Regions from separate parts of the Homo sapiens genome. Here region 2 is linked to region 1. Evidence: chromatin loops called from intact Hi-C (ENCODE). Cell type or tissue: OCI-LY7. All regions are shown on one strand. Links, peaks and the distances in the headings refer to the core of each region. The heading gives the core; the rest is flanking DNA.

Evidence for each region. Hi-C counts contacts between places; a loop is a spot of excess contacts. Peaks named below come from ENCODE experiments on the same cell type or tissue, not always from the same donor. Only the 100,000 strongest peaks of a DNase experiment are listed, where the experiment ranks them.
Region 2: a loop joins it to region 1, with 3 times the contacts of the local background. A loop is called at or near these places in 8 of 110 quality-filtered maps.

The regions. Positions count from the first base shown.
Region 1 is chr10:110,670,526-110,674,920 of GRCh38, forward strand. All of the region lies in intron 1 of RBM20 (RNA binding motif protein 20), which reads left to right. Among named protein-coding and RNA genes, the nearest start is that of RBM20, 28 kb to the left of the region's middle. RefSeq lists an enhancer at 1,981-2,270. In OCI-LY7, for the core only: CTCF peaks have their summits at 1,750 (motif pointing left) and 1,953; DNase peaks (open chromatin) are centred at 1,726 and 1,986; H3K4me3 peaks cover 1,311 bases; H3K27ac peaks cover 1,154 bases.
Region 2 is chr10:110,722,239-110,726,633 of GRCh38, forward strand. All of the region lies in intron 1 of RBM20 (RNA binding motif protein 20), which reads left to right. Among named protein-coding and RNA genes, the nearest start is that of RBM20, 80 kb to the left of the region's middle. In OCI-LY7, for the core only: a CTCF peak has its summit at 4,222; DNase peaks (open chromatin) are centred at 1,483, 2,223 and 4,193; H3K4me3 peaks cover 3,082 bases; H3K27ac peaks cover 3,906 bases.

The sequences.
Region 1 (4,395 bases), core at 244-4,243:
TAGGCCTGGAATCCCTGCAGCATTCATCTCTGCTGGGGTTCTCTAATACAGCGGCTGAGAACGGTGCTAATTCCAGCTGCCAGCATGATCCTCCTTCCCTGGCAAGAGGGAGCCCCGCTCAGAGAACATTTAAATACCGTAGAACCATCCCTGTTACAGGTTTCCTTTGGGATGCTCTTGACGCAGGAAATATGGCTTATTCTCATAAATACTTTGAGATGTACTTCAGTTTCTCCAAACTTTATGCATAACAACACGACTGTAACAACAAAAAGGGAAATTCTTGAAAGAAAAAATATTAGCAGTAATCTCTTTGTCAGATTGTTATTTTTCTCTTTTGTGTTCCTTCCTTTTATTTTTGGTCATGTGCATATATTTTAAAGTATCACACATGGTTTTACATTCTATTTTCCTGTTAACATTATGATGTAAAAAGACTTTTCTTGCAGTTGCATCCTCTTCATAATTTAATTTTTCATGATGGCATTGGCGCTGCCAAAGAAAGTCACTTTCCCATGCCAGGAGAAAAGACCATCTCTCCTGTGGCTGCCTCGAAGCCCCCAGGCCTAGAAACGTCTCCAATCAGGAAACAGAAGCCTCCAGTGGATCATCTTCAGGGATCGCTGGAGAACCACGTGGGCATGTACACATACCTCCTCACTGAGCTGACTTACCCAAAGTTATTATTCACCTACTGATGGACAATGATGGTTCTAGTTTTTCTGTCTTATCAATACTATAGTAATGGCTTTCTTCATGCATGTCATTTTGGAATATTTTCTCAGAATGGGATTATTATTTCTAAGCGTATGAATATTTTTATTGCTTTTGATATATTAGCCACATTGCTTTACAATAAAGTTGTACCTGTTTAAAAAGTTAGCAGTAACATAGGAGGATATTGGTCTCACAATAACTAAGCGGAACCACTCTGCCCAGCTTTGAATTCCAGCTTGACACTTGGCATTTACCAGCTGTGTGAACTTCTGCAAAGTATTTAACCTACCTGTGCCTCAGTTACTGCCTCTTTAAAGTGGGAGTGACACAGTACCCACCTCATAGGTCTATTATTGGGAATGAGTATTTGTATATTGCTCAGAACAGTGTCTACCAAAGTATTATGCATTGTGCGCTCGTGAAACAAACACCTCTCCAGCTCAAGATTTTTTTTAAAAAACTAATTTAATAGAAGTAAAATGACACTGTTTAAGATATATATATATATGTATATATATCGACATGCTTATTAACCGTATTTACAAGAAACACTCCCTTTAAATCTCTTTATTGGTAAAGATATCTTTTAAAATGTTAATTTACAGAAGAGATCCATTCTGGTGTGATTATTGATATTATGTAGGAATTCTTTTTCAGCTTTTACAGAGTTGCTATCCCTTTAGGGTGGAGTCTCATCACCAAAATATCACCTGGGACCCGAGGTGCTGAGGCTCATAATCAGCCACTTAGCTCTGAAGACTTCAAATTCACCCCAGAGGGACAAACTTAGGGGGTATTTTAGGGCCCTATTAGGGACTCTTCTTCCTATCTTGTCCGATGACGGCTCTCGGAGGCTCCTGGTTTTGATGTCTGGCATTGCTTTTACCCGGTGGGCTTCAGGGAGCCGTCCCTGCCGCGCTTTGCGTTTCTCCGCGCACTTGGACAGGGTTCTGCCACGAGGGAGGCGATGCCTGGCGCCGCGGGTGGGGGCAGTGGTGAGACTTCGGCCCCTGGTGGCCGGAGAGGTCGCAGCACTTGTCAGTTTATGGCTCCCTCGGCTTTCCCCTTCTTAATCCGCTTTCTGCTGAGCTCTCCGAATAATTCAACCCTCGTGTTTGAAAACTAGAAGCCTGAGAGGTCTCAGCGAGACAGTCAAAGGGGAGGCTCCCCTCGCCGAGTGTCACCCGGGACCCTGCGTCCCCGCTCTGCAGAGACCTTCTCTCCGGGCTGCTGCCGTCCTCCCTCGCCCGGCGGAGCTTCCGTGATCGTCAGCCAAAGCCCCCGGGGCGGTGCGCCGCAGGCGGTCTTCCCGGGTGTTCGCGGAAGCTGCGCGCTCGCGCCCCCACGGTTCTCCAGCGACCCCTGAAGATGCTTCCGTCCGCGGATAGGGGACGTTTCAGACCTGGGGTGGGCACAGCGGTCCCCGGTGAGATGGTCTTTTCTCCTGGAGTGGGAAGGCAACTTTCTTTTGGAGTGCCAGTGCCCCCAGAGTGCTAGGTTGTACCGTGGACTTGTACTTGAGTTTTTCAAATAAAGCTTGACACATACTTAGTATAGAGCAGTAGAAAGCAGGGAGGAAAAACTCGTCATGGGTCCACTATCTAAAATCAACTGATATTTGGAATAGTTCCTTTGCTTTTTTGTCTATACATACGTTAGATTTATTTTTTCTAGTTTTTAATTGTACTATGAAGCTCAACTTTGAACTTTGCATTTTTTCTCTTATTATTATTTTACAAACATACATACTGGCTGCATAATATTCTGTCATGCCATATACAGCCACTCTACTTTTGAATATTTAGGTGTTTTTTTATTTTCATTAAAAAATTCTGCAGTAAACATCTTTCTGGCTAAAACTTGTTTCCGTATTAGGTTATAGTCTCATTATCATAGGGCAGAGTGAGAATGTTTTTAAGGTTCTTGATACATATTCCTGAATGGCTTTTCTTTCTTTTTTCTTTTTTCTTTTTTTTTCCTTTTTTCTGAGACGGAGTCTTGTTCTGTTGCCCAGGCTGGAGTACCATGGTGCAATCTCAGCTCACAGCAACCTCTGCTTCTTGGGTTCGAGCAATTCTCCTGCCTCAGCTTCCCAAGTAGCTGGGATTACAGGCACACACCACCATGCCTGGCTAATTTTTTTATTTTTAGTAGAGACAGGGTTTCACTATGTTGGCCAGGCTGGTCTCAAACTCCTGACCTCGTGATCCACCCAGCTCGGCCTCCCAAAGTGCTGGGATCACAGGCGTGAGCCACCATGCCCAGCATCCAAATGGCTTTTCAAAAAATTTGTATAAATGTTTACTCCTGCTAGCTGTGCTTAAGTGTTTATTTCCGGCCAGCCTCACCAGCACCAGGAATTATGAGAATACTCTTAAGATAATGTCACTAAGGCCACAGGCGAGGAGAGCTTAGAAGGTACTGGCTGCTGAAGTCTGTGTGATCTGAAACCTAGATGTATATTCTGCAATCTGCTTGTTTCCAACTCCCCACATTCTGAGGACAGTGGCCTATATTGAAACTGGAGGAATGAGGTTTACTTGTGTTTCAGGGATTGAAGTGGTACTAGAGGTTGTGTTGGATTGCTAAGTTCAGAGAGCCATCAGAAATTGTTATGAGCTTGAGTCACATAAAAATGGAATATCCTTTACTGTGGGTGGCATAGCTTTTTAGGGTTGGCTTCCTAAACATTTTGGGGAGAATGAATCTACCAGCAGAGAAGCTTTCCTTTGGCAGTCTGAGGGTGTATCTTCCTGAGGCAAGGCCAGACTTGAGGATATTCTAATCCTCCTTCCTGCATTTTTATATTGCAATTTCTTGCCAAACTTGCTGCCTGAAGAGAGACGATATCTCTTTAAGGGTGCATTTTAGTTCATTTGTGTGTCAGGTGGGTGGGAAGTAATATAAAACTCATTTATGGCTACTCAGTCTGCAAACATATTGGAAGGAAGGGCTGGGCTTTAATATCTGTGTAGGATGGAAGTCATTTTTGAGTTATAGTCAATTCTTATGTTCTGTAAAATCCATTAGAAAACCTGTACCCGTATCAGTTCACATATTCTGCACCTGGCTCTCCTGTTCATGGGGAATTGCTTACAACAGGGAACTCTTAAAACCAAGACTGCTGTTTTTGCCCCACTACTTTCAGGTTAGAGCAGGATTCCAGTGTCCTGAAGTTTAAACACATTCTGAGCATCCTCTGAGAATCATTCCCAATTCCAAGCCCATTTCCAGACGATGAGCAGACTTGAATTACATAACCTGTAGCTGCACATTTTTGTCGTGACCACGCAAGCTCAATAATGTCTCCCAAGTCTTGTAGATCACTTTGAAGCTCACTGGATTAATGGTGTTGAATCTGTTTAATCCAAATAATTTGAATTGCATCAGGAAACCTGCATATTAACAAGCTGGTAATAAGTGCAGGCGTTAAGATTGATCACTGCTTAAGTCTTCAAGATCACATACAAGGTCTGGTGTTTTTGAGGCTGTCGATGTACTATATTTTTTAGATTCTTTCTTGATTTCATTCTGCACTCTTGACATTTAAAATAATTTAAATCAATAACTTCAGAATTCTCCCACCGGAGGATATGCCTATTTGATGTGATTGTGTGTCTGTGTGTGTGCACACACTAGCTCTGTATTATTGCCTATGGAGGACATAGAAATATATCA
Region 2 (4,395 bases), core at 287-4,286, 52 kb after region 1:
AAATTAATTTTTAAATAGACTTTATTTTTTAGAGAAGTTTTAAGTTCACAACAAAATTGAGAGGAAGGTACAGAGATTTCCCATCCACCCCCTCCCTCACACATGCACAACCTCCCCCATTATCAGCATCCCCCAGCAGAGTGGTACAGTTATTACAGTTGATGAACCTGCATGAAGCATTGTGATCACTCAGAGTCCGTAGTTTACAGTGGGGAGCATCCTTGGTGTTGTGTATTCTGTGGGTTCGAACAAATGTGTAATGACATGTATCTACCATTATAATATCCTACAGAGTAGTTTCACTGCCCTAGTGAAAATTAAAATTTAATTACACAAATAATAGATGAATGCATGCTCCTTTAAAATATTAAAACATTACACATAAAGCTAAAGTCTCTTTTTTCCACCACTCTCAAACTCAGATCTTGCCCCAGAATTAGTCACTGTTATCAGCTTGTTTGTATGCTTCTATTTGTGCCCCAGGTAACCTTGGAGGATAGAGTGATGATACTAATTACATCTCTGATACCATTGACAAAGGAGCTCTAGGGCTAGGACATATACTGGGGACTTCATATGATTCTCCCAGTGGGCTGAGCATGGTGGCTTAAACCTGTAATCCCAGCACTTTGAGAGGCTGAGGCAGGCAGATCACTTGGGGTCAGGAGTTTGAGATTAGCCTGGCCAAAAAGGCAAAACTCTGTCTCTACTAAAAATATATAAATTAGCCGGGCGTTGTGGCATGCACCTGTAATCCCAGCTACTTGGGAGGCTGAGGCAGGAGAATTGCTTGAACCCAGGAGGCAGAGGTTGCAGTGAGCCGAGATCACCTCACTGCACTCCAGCCTGGGCGCCAGAGCGAGACTCCATCTAAAAAAAAAAAAAAAAAAATCATCCCAGCAACCCTATAAGGTAGGAGGTGGGTACTGTTTTGTTAATAACAGCTTTGATGAGATGTAAGTCACATATCATGAAATTCACCATTTAAAAATATACAAGTAAACGGTTATATATTCACAGAGCTGTAATTCATCACCACTAATTCCAGAATATTTTTATACCCCCAAAAGAAACTGCGTACCCATTAGCAGTCACTCCCCATCCCTTCCCTTTCCCCTTCCCTCATCCTCTGGCAACCACTAAACTATTTCCTGTCTGTGTGGATTTGCCTCATCTGGACATTTCATATAAATGGGATAATGTAGGAGTGGAATTGCTGGGTCATATGGTAACTTCAGATGTAACATTTTGAGGAGCATCCAAACTGTTTTCCAACGTGGCTACACCATTTTACACCAATGCCACTAACAATGAATGAGGATTCCAATTTTTCCACATTCTTGCAGCACTTATTATCATCTTTTTGATTTCAGCCATTCTAGTGGATATGAAGGGGAAACTCATTGTGGTTTTGATTTGCATTTCCTTAGTGACTAACAATGTTGAACATCTTCTCATGTGCTTAATGGCCATTTGCATGTCTTCTCTGGAGACACATCTATTCAAATCCTTTGCCTATTTTTAATTGGGTTATGGGTCTTTATTGTTGAGGTTTTTTAACCCTGTTGTACAGATGAGCACGGCCCTTCCTCTGTGGCAGTGCACAGGGAAGGCAGAATTATTGTGATTTTCAGTTCATATGAAATTCCTTAAGTGTTGGGCTTGAGTTTTACTTCAATTATAGGCTTATCTTTTCTTCCATGTCTAAATAATAATAGTATTCATTTGTTAGTAGATGACAGACACTGTATTCTAAACACTCTACTATTCTAAACAACTCTGCAGAAACTGAGGCTCAGAAAGGTTACATTACTAGCCAAAAGTTACCGGGTAAGAGACCAAGCCAGGGTCCAAGTCAGGTCTATTGACTTCAGGGCTTGTATTCTGAAGTCAATACTTAGCCATCAAAAGAGACAAACAAATCCCGTCTGCCAGTGTGTGTGCAGAACCCGTTTGTCTCTGTGGCAGTGGTAAAACAAATGACCAAACAAAACAAAACTGATGCTGTGATGCTGGACCTTCAAGCTAGTGATGCTTCAGAATACACCACACCAGACTACCTGTAAAACATCTGCTCCAACAGGTTGCAGGCTGCTCAGGTTGAAATTGCTCCAAGCTGGGAGCTGCAGAACTGAAGTAGCCTTTCAGCAAAATTGTGACTTCTTTGTTGAGAGAGGAAGTCTGAAGATGTTTCCTGGGGCCTCACCTCTTACCTGCTATTTCCTGAGAGTGCTTCGTCAAGATTTTCTCAGTTCTGTTTCTGGAGACAGAGCAGGAACCATTGACTTGAATCACGTTAGCACTGTGAGTGGGGAGAAGCATTGACTCCCTGGCTTCTCCCCACAAAGAGTCACCTTGACAGGCCCAGTAATATCCCTGCAGCCATGGGCGTGCTGGGCCATATCGTTGCCCTGGTGGAGGTCTGGCACAAGACTCAGGGAGGGGACATTCTTTCTCTGAAGCCAAAGCAGATGTTTTCACTTCATCTGGGGATGAATCATCTGGGGAATGAGAACAGTAGGCAAGGAAGGCAGGATCACCATTATCACAGGAGATGCTTTATCCGGCACCTACTGTAAGTGTACCAGGTTTCTTGAGGCAGTGCCTGGAAACCTTGATCCTGGTCTGCCTGCATCCCCCTCAGGAACTTGACTGCTTGGGCTCTGACTGCATGCCTACCATGTGTCAGGTCTTCGAGGAGGAGTCCCAGTCCTCAAGGAGTTTAAAGTTTTGGGTAGAGAAACGTGTGGATTGCCAAGTTACTGCAAAGTGGACTGTGATAAACACTGTCACTGAGCTCTATTAAGCAAGTGACACCACTCCATGAACTTGGATGATCATAGCTCTTTCCCATCTACACAGCAGGTTAATCATTCTCACCCTGTGTAATTCACAAGAATGACTCGGGAGTAAATGAGACCAAGAATGTGCCAGAGTTGAGTGTACTAGTGGTGCTAACATTTTGGAATCAGAGATCCCTTTCAAAGGCTGATGAAAGCTTTGGACTTTCACCTCAGAAAAATTACTCTGGAGCGTGCGCTTATATGACTTTGCAAACAGTTTCAATTTCATGGTTTTTATGAACATCCTGAAACCCATCCATGGACCCTTGTGGGGGACCTGTAGGTCAATAACGCCTGTTTCGGTGCTTGTTCCCTGAAGGATGTTTTAAAAGTCCCAGATAAATTCACATTACTATTATTAGGAATCCTATGTTTCTCAGTTACTTCTATGTTAAAAATCTTTCTCCTAAACAATTATTTGCTAAATATCCCTTATAACTAGGTATTATTTAGATTGATGAACTTTAAGGATAAAGCAAAAGCAAGACAATCTGATTGGCCAGATTTGTCTTCTGTTTTGTGTACATGTATAACATAAAATGGAAAACAATTGCAGAGGTGCAGGCTTTAAAAAAATACAGAAACAGAGCACATCAACCTGGATTTTAGGTGTGACATCTTGCTTGGTTGTGTATTTCAGGGGCTGCAGAGCTCACAAAGCTATTGCGGGGAGGCAGCGTTAAATCTGTTGCTCTTGTAAAACCAATTGTATGGCATATAGCTGGGGTGGCGTGTGTATAGGAAGCTGAGAGCATTGGTCACGCCAGTTCTCTGAGACGGGAGGCAGGATTGACAGCCACAGCTTGGCCTCTGTGCTGGGGGTGGAATCTGCTGCGTGTGCAGCCTCCTTCCTGCCCCCCTCCCCCGACCCCATCCTGGCAGGCAGTGGTGCTGAGCAGATGGACCCCATCCCCATCTTGGGGGCAGATGTGCTGCTGACTGCCCCATCTGCCCACTCCTGCTTTACCTCTCCCTCTCTCTGGGCACCTGCCTCCTTGCTCCCCTGACGCAGCCCCTCTGCCGGCCTCTCCCTCTCAGTGGAATGTTCTGTCCCAGGAGGCATTGCATCACTGCTGACCAGCCTCCTGCTCCTGATGACTGGTTTGGCTCTGACCACGAAAGGGCTCAGGTTTGGGTTTCAGGGCTGCTGTGGGTGTCTCTGTCCTAGGTGGCCTGTCTCAGAGTTGGAGATGGTAAGGTCATGATACCACCCAGCATCTCTACAGCATCATATTTTCTCCGTACTAGAGCACTTTCTAAGGTCTCCCCTATCCTCTCATGGCATGGGTTACTGTTCCAAGCATCAGCAATGAGTGAGGCCCTCTATTCACTTGCCTGTCACTCTCAGGGTAGCAGATGGAGGCAGTATTACTCTGCACCCAATGAGAGTTTCACTGGTGCATAGCTTGGTGATTAACCCCAGTTCCTCTACCCACTGGATATGGGATCATGATCAAGTGATGGCCCTCTAAGCTACTCAGTGTCTTTGTCTGTGAGGTGGGACTAACACCCGCTTCTTTGGTTTTTGAGGATTAAATGACATTGTAGAAAA